Regions from separate parts of the Homo sapiens genome. Here region 2 is linked to region 1. Evidence: chromatin loops called from intact Hi-C (ENCODE). Cell type or tissue: heart left ventricle. All regions are shown on one strand. Each heading gives the region's core, and the rest is flanking DNA. Links, peaks and the distances in the headings are about the cores only. Region 1 holds the start of COL4A2-AS2 (COL4A2 antisense RNA 2). Region 2 overlaps RAB20 (RAB20, member RAS oncogene family).

Region 1 (5,374 bases), core at 226-5,225:
CTGTCTGCACTATTCATCTTGCATAGGTGGGGACTTAGTTCCAGAAGAAACAAGTGAGAACAGCTCTGGCTGTGTCTGGTGCTTGTGACACTGAGTTACCCAAGTGACATGCTTCCCCGGCCCCATCACAGGCCGAGTGGAAGAGACATCCAAAGGGGAATTCCTACTGCTCAGAGAACTTGCTTTTCTCAGGCTGATGGACACAGGCATAGAGCCACCTCTCAGGGTCCAGCCCTCCTCCTGCTTGAGTGGAAGCCCTGGCTCTGTGTTCCCCGATGCTCACAGGCCCACGGAGACCCTGGAGTGCAGGGCAGCAGAATCGCAGCGCAGGCGGGACGGCAGTGGTGGCCAGCCAGGCCTGCACCGCCAACACTGGACACGCAGGCGGCCTTAGGCATGGGCTCTGTGAAGGGCACCCAGACTCTTTCTCACATGGGCTGAGAGATGGCCTGGGCCAGCAGATAGAAGCCCAGGTCCTCCCAGGTGCTAGAGACAAAACACTCTAGCCTTGTTTATTCCCGTTTCCTGTTAATCAAAACCCAAATGAAAGCATCCTCTCCTGTAGGTTCTTCCCCTAGATCCTGGGATGGAAAGGCATAAAAAGAAAATACATAGAAGTGCAACCCCTTTCCAGTCCTAAACACGAGGCTTCCATCTCTGCCCCTGGGGGCGTTCCCCTGCAGCCATGGCTGAATTTTCTCTTCTAGCCTGGCCCCAACTAAGTGTCAGCTACCAGACTCCTTTTTCTATAGTGGCAAATGACAGTGGGCTCCCTGTAGGCGCAAGACCAGTTTGTGCTGAGATGCTGGACACGACCATGTCTGGGGTGGGGGATGCAGGACCAGAGGAAAGATGGGCGGGGGAGACACAGCAGTGTGAAGATGTGGGAGGAAGGCTGGGTGCACTCCAGGTTCCCTCCGTGCATTACCTGTGGGGCCTGGGGGTCCTGGCAGGCCTGGCAATCCCTTGGGCCCTCCTATGCAACCTGGGGACAGAAAGGAGAAAAGATGAGCCCAAGCAATCCTAAACACTGAGTCCCACGGCCTTGGGGATCCCCAAGGGCAAAAGCACGAGCTGTGCAAACCGGCTACCATTCTGGGATCAGAGTAACTTAATGATTTAATTCATCTTGGTTCTGATGTAAATAAAAGTTTAATTTCATTGTGTAATGAAATCAAAATATTCGTATAAAATGCAAACTAAGCCAGTCTAGTCAAATAAAAACTGGCACTGTGCTGGCAAACAATTGATTCCCTCCTGCAGGGCAGTAGCCTGGGTGCAAACCGAGTTAATCTGGCTGCTACCCTGCAAGTCAGTGTGGATGCTTTTCTTTTGTCTGGAAGCATCTGCCAGCAATGGAGATAGCCTGCGATTTCAAAATGAATTATTTGACTTCTCCTTTGTGACTTTGTTTACTTTCAGAGTGAACCACAGCAATCAGCCACCTTGCAAAATTAAATCAAGGCTGTGGGCACTTCTGGTTGGTGTGGCTGGGAGCAGTGACACTCCAGCTGGGGTATTGTGAGAGCCCTTTGTCTAAGAGGCTCTCTTGCAAGAACAGTCACTCTTGGAGCTTTCTTTTGTCTGTGTGCCTGGGAATCTGGACCAGGCTCCCATCTTGGCCTGACATCCTCGCCACCGTCTGGGCTGGGCTCAGCCTCCTCTGCCTGGACCCTCCTGGCAGCACACGTGCCTGTGGAGCTGAGTTGGAATGCACTGGTGCTTTCCAGTGAAAAAGGATTTCTGACAAGAGGGGTTTGGTTAAATGTCTCTCCGTCTCTACCAGGTTGTCATTCATGCAATGTATAGTGCTCACCAGGCCACTATGTTGTGCCATGGAAATCAAACGTGGCTTGCACATATTATTAATATTTCTTATCCCACGCATACTGCAAGAGCTTAACCAGCAGACCAAATGAGAGTTCTCTAGTGTCCTAAAGCCACCTGCACTTCCCAGAGTACCTGGCTGGATGGCCTCCTGTCTGTCACCTCCAACGGCCCTTTTCACATCTGTGTCACAATCTGGGGGGAAGACATAAGGACAGAGTGAGGCAATTTTGAAACAGATAAGAGTTACTGGCTCGTCTGGGGCGTGCACGTGTGTGAAGGTGTGTCGTATATGTTGCTGGTGGGGGCAGGAAGGCTTTGAAATGGGCAGGGAACGGGAAAGCCATCTCTGAACTTCCGGGCAAGGCCTCTGTCACTGTAGTCCTACAGGAGAGGCTGCATGTTTCAGCTGCTGAGGGGAGGCTGGTGGGGGCTCAGAAACCTCACAGTTGGGTCATCCCTTGTACGTGCGAGAACAGATGAGGCAAAACAGCATCCTCATCTGACTCTACTGGGAAACGTCTACACTGACAAAGGAAAGCGTGGAATGTCTCAGGACTGTGAAAGGTAAAAGGGAGGATTCCTTCATACCTATTTGTCCTGGGGTCCCTGCGGGGCCAGGAGGGCCCAGGAAGCCTGGTGGTCCAGGTAAGCCGGCGTCTCCAGGGAAACCACGTTGGCCTTTGAGGCCGGGAAGGCCCAGTCCTGGGGGGCCCATTTCTCCTGGAGTACCCTTCGTTCCAGGTATTCCTGGATAGCCTGGGTCCCCTGGAGGGCCCTTGATGCCATCACCCTGTGTGAAAATTCAGTTTATTTCTTAAAATATATACTAATGTTAAAGATCGCCTCGACTTCCCTGTTTCCTTTCCCATTTCCCGGAATTCTGAGCTATGGATCCAGAACAGAAAGACAACAGAGATGAACAGGAACCTAGTGCCATGGTCAGCCAGGTCACAGGAGCCAGTGACAGACTGTGTAGCAGTCTAAGCAATGCCACGGAAGCCGGTTCTGGAAGGCACATGTACATGCTTGAGCATTTCTCTCTTCCCACCCGCCAGCTCCCCTGCATCAGCCTGGGCCTTCATCTCCAGAACAGCGAAGGCACAGGCTTTTGTGTTCTACTGTGGGTGGAGAAAGAAACACATGATTTTGTTGTTATAATTTAGCATCGGTAAAATGGCTGTTATTTTAAGAGATGCTACGTTGTTAAAGGAAAGGAAGCTAATTTGGACAAGGAAAGAGCCGTGTGCGCCTCAGAAGTCAGGAGAGATTACAGGATTGGGAATGGAGAGGGGCTGCCCTGTGGATGAAAGCACCAGCTGCAGGGTGCGGGGGGGAGCTGGTGGGAGGTGCAGGGATGGGGTGGGGAGGCTGGCAGCAGTGATGCTGGTGTGATCTGCGCACACACCACGGCACGGCTCGGTGCTGTCCCCACGTGCTGGTGGAACAGCCATGCGCATAAGCTCCCGCTCATCTGCTGAGCCACGGGACGAGGCTGGGTGTTCTCATGACAATGAGGCAGCTGCTTATAAGAAATCAAACCCTGCTCTCCACTGACACCACAGCCCCTTCCTTGTCAAAGGCATGACGGAGCGGGGCAGGGACACCGGTCCAGCTCTATTTATGAGACCTTGATTAAGTGGTGTACCCCTGTGTTTTAGCTTTTTTTCACAGGGGAGGGGGACACAAGGCTGTTGCAGAGATCACAGGGCAGATGCCCCAAACTTAGTGGACAGCAGTGGGGATGATGCCACTGGAAGGTGGCACAGGCAGGATCACGAGTTTTCTAAAGGCAGAAGTTGACATTCTTGGTTTAGAGATGCCACCAAACAAGGAAGGCACACAAGCACTGGGAAAGTCCCTACACCCCGAGAATGGGAAGCTGAGGCTGCAAGGTTCTCCCTGACCCTAACCCTCACCCCTACCCCTAACCCTGCTCCGACCACCTGCCCCCAGCTGGGCTGGGACTGGCAGCCAGGCTTGGGAGCCGCAGGGGTGGGTGAACCCCATGGCTGGACAGGTGCACCTCCTGGTCACCAACTTCACAAGGCACCAACTCCAGGGAAGGCCACCACTACCGTAACAAATCCAGACTCAAACGGACCACACACATACACACATGAGCACACCACACACCACACATACACTCACCACCCCCACCCCACATGACACTGAACAGGCCAAAGACTGTTCCAACCACAGGAATCATCACTCATCCTCCTCTTCTGGCTAAAGTGACCAATTATGACTTTGCCTCTTATTTAACCCTGTTGCCTCCCAGATGAGATTTTTAAGATACCCAATCATAGAATTATCTGTGTTCTCTGGCCCCAAAAAACTGCACTTAAATTGTAAAAATGTGGGCCGGGTGTGGTGGCTGATGTCTATAAAACCAGTGCTTTGGGAAGCCAAGGCAGGAGAATCACTTGAGCCCAGGAGTTTGAGACCAGCATGGGCAACATAGAGAGATCTCATCTCTACAGAAAATTTTAAAAATATTAGGTGGGTGTGCTGGTGTGCACCTGTGGTCCCAGGTACTCGGGAGGTTGAGGCAGGAGGATGGCTTGAGTCCAGAAGTTCGAGGCTGCAGTGAGCTTTGATTGTACCACTGCACTCAAGAGTGTTATTACAGACATGACCCACGTTAAAACTAGAGAAGACATGGGTTATGGAATGAGGCAAATAAGCTGCGAATAGAATTCAGGCGTGAGGCTCTGAGGAGGAGAAAGAGGATTATGACTTCAATCGTCCTCCAATGATGCTGAAGTCTTAACCCCCAGGACCTAGACATGTGACCTTATTTGGAAATAAGGTCTTTGAGGGTGCTCAAGGTCAGATGAGGTCTTTAGGATGGGCCCATTCCAATATGACCGCTCTCCCTATAAAAAGGGGAAATTTGGGCCCAGAGACAGACACACAGAGAGGACAGATGATGAGAAGACAGAGAGAAGACAGCCGTCTATAAGCCAAGGAATGCCAGAGCTCCGGGAACCTGGGAGAGAGGCAGGGACAGATCCTCCCGCACTGTCTCAGAAGGAACCAGCCCTGCAGACACCTTGATGTCGGCTTTCAGCCTCCAGAGCTGTGAGACCATACATTTCTGATGTCTAAGCTGCCCAGTCTGTGGCAGTTTGTGACCTCAGCCCCAGGAAACCAGTACAAAGAGCTTAAGGAGGTACAGGCTTGGTGACTAGAGGGAGGAAAATGGAATCTAGAAAAAAAGACGTGAGAAATAAGGTTGCAAGGTCCTTCTGAGAAGAGAATGCTCCAGAGCTGGCAGTGGGAAAGGCGTGGTGGCAGGAGAGGCTCAGAGGCTGGAGGGTGCACAGGAAGGGGTCTTGTCTCCCTCCATGGCTGCCTCCCGCGCCTCTGACCCCAGCCTCCCCTGAGGAAATGATGCTGGGGTCTCTGCAGGCTACTAGGTAGCCCCTCCTTCAACACCAGTGTGTGTTTGTTGCAAAAATGAAATTGTATATTTCATGATTTACCTTGGAAAAATAGGGTTCCACCACCCATTTTAGAATAGTCTACTTTTTTTGGCGGGGGA
Region 2 (5,374 bases), core at 153-5,152, 82 kb before region 1:
GACAGGAGAAGGTCAGAGAGAAAGATTTTGTTCCTGAGGCCTAAGGCACCCAACATTATAACAATAGATTGTAACAATGGCTGTAAGAATCATGAGCTAGGAACCGTGGATGAAAAGACACAGTGGTGAGTTCCCTGGATTCCAGATTCAGGGCTGAAGAAGCTAGAAATTCGGAAATGCCAAAGGGCACAGGCAAAATGAATCTGCATTCAAGAATTCAGCTTTTGTCTGAAATATTCCTTCCTGCTTAACCCAAGCTGATACAAATCAACACACTTAACTTTTAGTAGCTTATATTCTAACACAGACCAAGCTAAGCTTGTAGCTCCAAGCAAAGCATTTTGTAAATATTTGCTGATTTGTTTTGTGGACTCACAAGATGTTGATGGCAACGGATGTCTTTCCTCCCTCTGGCCTAACCGCTCTCCGCACACTGGTCTTAAGCCTCTGAAATAGCTCAGCTACCTACTGCTAGGGTTCTGCAAGGAAGTCAGGGTAGTGTCCTATGAAAAACTGGCCTGGGAAGTTTGGAATCATCACACACATGTTCAGGCCTCTGGGTTCTGTAGGGACCCAGCCCTTACCTGGCTGGAGCCCTGGGCTGTGAGAGCAGCAGGCATTTATCATGCTTCTGGGTGCCAGACATCACACTCAGTGCCTTCTGGCATTGTCCATTGTTCCGGCATCCACTTTGTGTGCTTGGTGTTATCCTCACCTCTCGGTGCAGATGAGGAAGCTGAGGCCCAGAGAGCCTAGGGAGCTTGCCACAGGTTGCACTCCAGGTTGGGGAGTGCAGATTTGAGGTGGGTTTTTGTCAAAGTCCACCCTTCCTGGCACTGAGCTGGTTAAGAGGCTACGATGGAGCCTGGACCCCTCACATTGGAGCAGTGCCCACCGACAGACCCCGCATAAAAAAGGAACAGAACAGACCTAACCAAGAAATCAGGTGAGCCCACCGCGCTCCCCTGGTGCCTTCATGAGGATGGAGGCAGGTGAGACTGAATTGTGGACATTTCCAGAATGACAAGAGTTTTTTTTTGTTTTTATTTTTGTTTTTGAGACAGTTTCATTCTCTTGCCCAGGCTGGAGTACAGTGGTGTGATCTCGGCTCACTGCAACCTCCACCTCCCAGCTTCAAGCAATTCTCCTGCCTCAGCCTCCCGAGAAGCTGGGACTACAGGTGCACACCACCACACCTGGCTAATTTTTGTATTTTTTGTAGAATTGGGGTTTCACCATGTTGGCCAGGCTGGTCTCGAACTCATGACCTCAAGTGATCTGCCCACCTGGGCCTCCCAAAGTGCTGGAATGACAGGTGTGAGCCACCGTGCCCGGCCGAATTATGGTGTTTTCTAATCCATAAAAGAAAAATTGTTGGATCAAAAAGATGTAGCATTCTAACTGAAGTTGCCTTGAGGATAACAGTGTCTTTTATTTTTGTAGTCTGTTGACCAGGTTTCCTATTTGTATTTTGGAAATTCTCAATTTTATTACTAAGAGCCTTGACGGCATAAGGAGTTGCTCTGGTGGTAGCTTCACAGTTATAGAATACCTGCTATGGGAAACTTTTTGCTCCAGGTTATATCTGAAATGCTTACCTATATTTTAAAGTAAGTGTTTAGATACAAAGAATAAATGGGACGGCCTATTTGCAATACTGTTGTGTAGGCTGATTAGCATTAGCTTGTGGGGTCATGCAGGCTTCCCAAGACTGAGGTTCCAGTCTACAGACTTTGGCCTTATAGCTTTGGCCTTAAATTATAGCCGATGCTTCCACAACACTTAATATGTGCCAGAGGCTCTGCAAAACGCTTCCCCATTTTAGCTCCTTTAATCCTCTCTGGCACCGTAGCAGGTAGCAAGGTTATTTTCCAGGAGTGGTGGAGTGGGGATCTGATCTGGGCAGACCTGTCCGAGGATTTATGCACTTAATCTCACCAGCCTGCTGTGTCCTTCGTAGAAGTGACTTGGATCCTAAAGTGAGAGTGGAACTGGAAAGGAATTGCTCCAAGTATGCATTCACTCACACAAGGTAATAAATGTACATCGGGCTACGTTCTATTTCGTGCATGGGGTGCCTGTGAACTAGAAAAGTCCTGCTGCACCCAACGATAGTAAATGAAAAACAGTTTCAACCTGTGGCCTGTCTCATCACTAACGAGATCAATGTGTTAAGATTCCTGTTAACGCTTTCCCCGTGTAGAATTAAGCGCACTTCATTCACATAGGAAGCTTGTTGCGCCTCGTGTCTGAGCTGCGCTTTCTCATTTATGCAGAGCCAGCTGATTCAGTGTGTTTGGGGCAGGGGTCCGTTCCCTTCCCTGACCTTGGCTGCTCTAGTTCAGGACAGTCTGGTTAGAGGAGGCGCCGTGTAGACCGCTGTGATTTGGCGCAACAGTCAGCTTCCTGGCCTTGACTGGCGGCATTCCAGGCTTCTGACATATGAGTCCTTGAGAAGGAGGAACACTTTCTATTGTTTGTGGTACAGAAGTTCAGCTTGGCCAGGCGTGGTGACTCACGCCTGTAATCCCAGCACTTCGGGAGACTCAGACGGGAGGATCCCTTGAAGTCAGAAGATAGGTACCAGCCAAGGCAACATAGCGAGACCCTGTCTCTACTAAGAATTGAAAAAAAATTGCCAGGCATGGTGGTGCACACCTGTAGGTTCAGCTACTGGGGAGGCTGAGGTGGGAGGATCACTTGAGTCTGGGAGTTTGAAGCTGCAGTGAGCTGTGACTGCACCACTGCACTCCAGCCTGGGCAACAGAGTGAGACCCTGTCTCAAAAACAAACAAACAAACAAACAAACAAACAAAAAACCCAAAAAACAAAAAAAAACAGAAGTTCAGCTTGTACTGTTCACAGATGCTCCAGGTCAGTTAAGATTTGTGAGCCTGGGTGTCACCCAGCACCATGCCATGACACACGCTTAGTGGCCCTGTCACACAGACCAAGGGTGGCCTGCAGAGCCGCTGAGTGCATCAATAAAAAATGAGGCATTTCTACTTAGAAATGGAAGACTCATGTGTGACTGTGCTTCCTTGTGGGTTGGAACTGCCTTTCGGGACGCTACCATCTCATGGCATAACTTGAAATGACTTATGTTGCCCAAATAGGTGAATTTAGGGTTGTACCTTTCCCTCACAGCTGTATTTGGGATCAGCAGGTTTTCTTTTTAGATGAATCAATTGGAACACTTTTAGAAAACAAAATGAAGATATGATCCTGTCTCTGAGTCTCAGTGATGTCTTCTTAAAACTGTAGTAATAAACCTTATTTCCAGGGACAGTTATGAAGCTTAAATAAGATGACAGATGTGCAGGGAGCCCAGCATGGTTCTCGACTCTCAGTAATGCAATGTCATCTTCTTTCTCCTGGCACATCATAGGTTCCCTTAGCTTTTGTAAAGGGTGATAAGGATTAAATGGCTGAGGCTTTTTTTTTGGTGCCTATCTCATGGGGTTTCTCTGCTATGTGAAGGAATCACTTTCAGAATTATGGATTGGAATGGCTCTGGTTGGACATTGACTTTTCATCTGCTTTGCTGTATGCTTGGTCCTGGCTTCTGGGTGAAGACTACAGGATCCACGGTGTTTCTGTGGAGTCAGATCATGAAACAGGAATGTAGAGCTCAGAAGTAAATGCAGCATTTTCCCCCACAGCAAGGCTCTAGTCATTAATTGCTTAATAATAGAGAACGAAGGACTGTAAAGAGGTCCTTAACATTACAGGGCATATTTTACAGACTCCTATTGTGCCCTTTTTATATGTTGCTTTGTATTTCCTTCTTTTTGAGGGGGAGTGCAGGAATTTTATCATCTTCCCAAGGTGGCACTGATGCACTTCTCTAGACTTGCCCAAGCTCTGGGGGCCCATGTGTCCACCTCAGTCACCACCTCAGCACAAGGATCTCCAAGCTCCTTCTAGTTTTAATATCCTGATGTGTGTAGAGTGAACACTCAGTGAGTGTGAACTTGCTCATTTATTCAGCACTTTTTGGAGGACTGCCTATAAATCAGATGCTCTGCTAAGCGTGGGCAAGTGGCAGTAGACAGAATACGCAGTCCAGTTGGGGAGACCGACCACAGACAAAGAGCATTCACAATACGATTTCTAACACTTGCTGTGAGGAAGAGAAGGGGGTGCTAGGATGGGCACTATTTTGGGAGACATAATACACTTATTTAATACTTTTTAAATTTTTATGAGTACATAGTAGGCGTATATATTTATGGGGTACATGAAATGTGTTGACATAGGCATGCAATGCATAATAATTGCATCGTGGAAAATGGGGTATCCATCCCTCAAACATTTATCCCTTGCGTTACAAACAACCCAGTTACACTCTTAGGTATTTTTTAATGGAGACTGTGTTAATCCGTGTTCATGCTGCTAATAAAGACATAACCGAGACTGGGAAGAAAAAGAGGTTTAATTGGACTTACAGTTCCACATGGCTGGGGAGACCTCAGAATCATGGTGGGAGGCAAAAGGCACTTCTTACATGGTGGCGGCAAGAGAAAATGAGGAAGAGGCAAAAGGCAGAAACCCCTGATAAAACCATCAGATCTCATGAGAGTTATTTACTACCACAAGAGTAGCACGGGAAAGACTATGCCCCCATGATTCAATTGCCTCCCTGTGGGTCCCTCCCACAACACGTGGGAATTCTGGGAGATACAATTCAAGTTGAGATTTGAACGGAGACACAGCCAAACCATATCAGAGACCTACTTGAGATTTGAGGGTGTGTGGTGCGTCACTTTCCCTCGGTGAGGCGCTTTACCTGTGTTTCCACACTCACTGTGGCACTCCTCTCTGGTTCTCCATGTGTCTTCCTAGATGTCACCCTCCACAGGCTCCAGTATTCCCGTCTGTCTGCGCCACACGTCTCTGTGCCTTGACTTCTTTGAGTTGGTTATGACCTAGGTCTGGCTCCTTCATTGCATGAGTTTAACGTGTCTTTATTTTTACATCTGTATTAGAGTCATGATTTTGCCCTTTTTGGAAAATTATTTTTTAACATGTGTCAAGGTAGAATTGCTTTAAAATCCCACTCATAGATTCAATGCAATCACTATCATAATTCCAATGGCATTTTTTACAGAAATAGAAAAAAATTCTAAAATTTATGTGGAACCACAGAAGACCCAAAATAGCCAGCAAAATTCTTGCTCAATTTTGAGCAATAATAAAGCTGGAAGCATCACACTGCCTGACTTCAAAATATGCTACAAAGCTATAGTAATCAAAACAGCATGACCTCAGCATGAAAACAGACACATTGACCAATGGAACAGGGTAGAGTGCCCAGAAACAAATCCACACGTTTACTGTTAGTTGATCTTTGACAAAGATGCCAAGAACCTTT

What was found. Hi-C counts contacts between places; a loop is a spot of excess contacts. Peaks named below come from ENCODE experiments on the same cell type or tissue, not always from the same donor. Only the 100,000 strongest peaks of a DNase experiment are listed, where the experiment ranks them.
Region 2: it touches region 1 in a loop (2.9-fold over the local background); 9 of 110 quality-filtered maps call a loop at or near these places.

Annotation. Positions count from the first base shown.
Region 1 is chr13:110,462,651-110,468,024 of GRCh38, reverse strand. COL4A2 (collagen type IV alpha 2 chain) reads right to left here. Exons shown (of 48, transcript NM_001846.4): 25 at 2,419-2,620; 26 at 1,963-2,022; 27 at 929-985. COL4A2-AS2 (COL4A2 antisense RNA 2) reads left to right here and starts at 4,738. Exons shown (of 5, transcript NR_171022.1): 1 at 4,738-5,002. In heart left ventricle, for the core only: no CTCF peak of the experiment used is centred there; DNase peaks (open chromatin) are centred at 2,494 and 3,314.
Region 2 is chr13:110,544,165-110,549,538 of GRCh38, reverse strand. The region is part of intron 1 of RAB20 (RAB20, member RAS oncogene family); the gene reads left to right. Among named protein-coding and RNA genes, the nearest start is that of RAB20, 15 kb to the left of the region's middle. In heart left ventricle, for the core only: no CTCF peak of the experiment used is centred there; a DNase peak (open chromatin) is centred at 2,418; H3K27ac peaks cover 895 bases.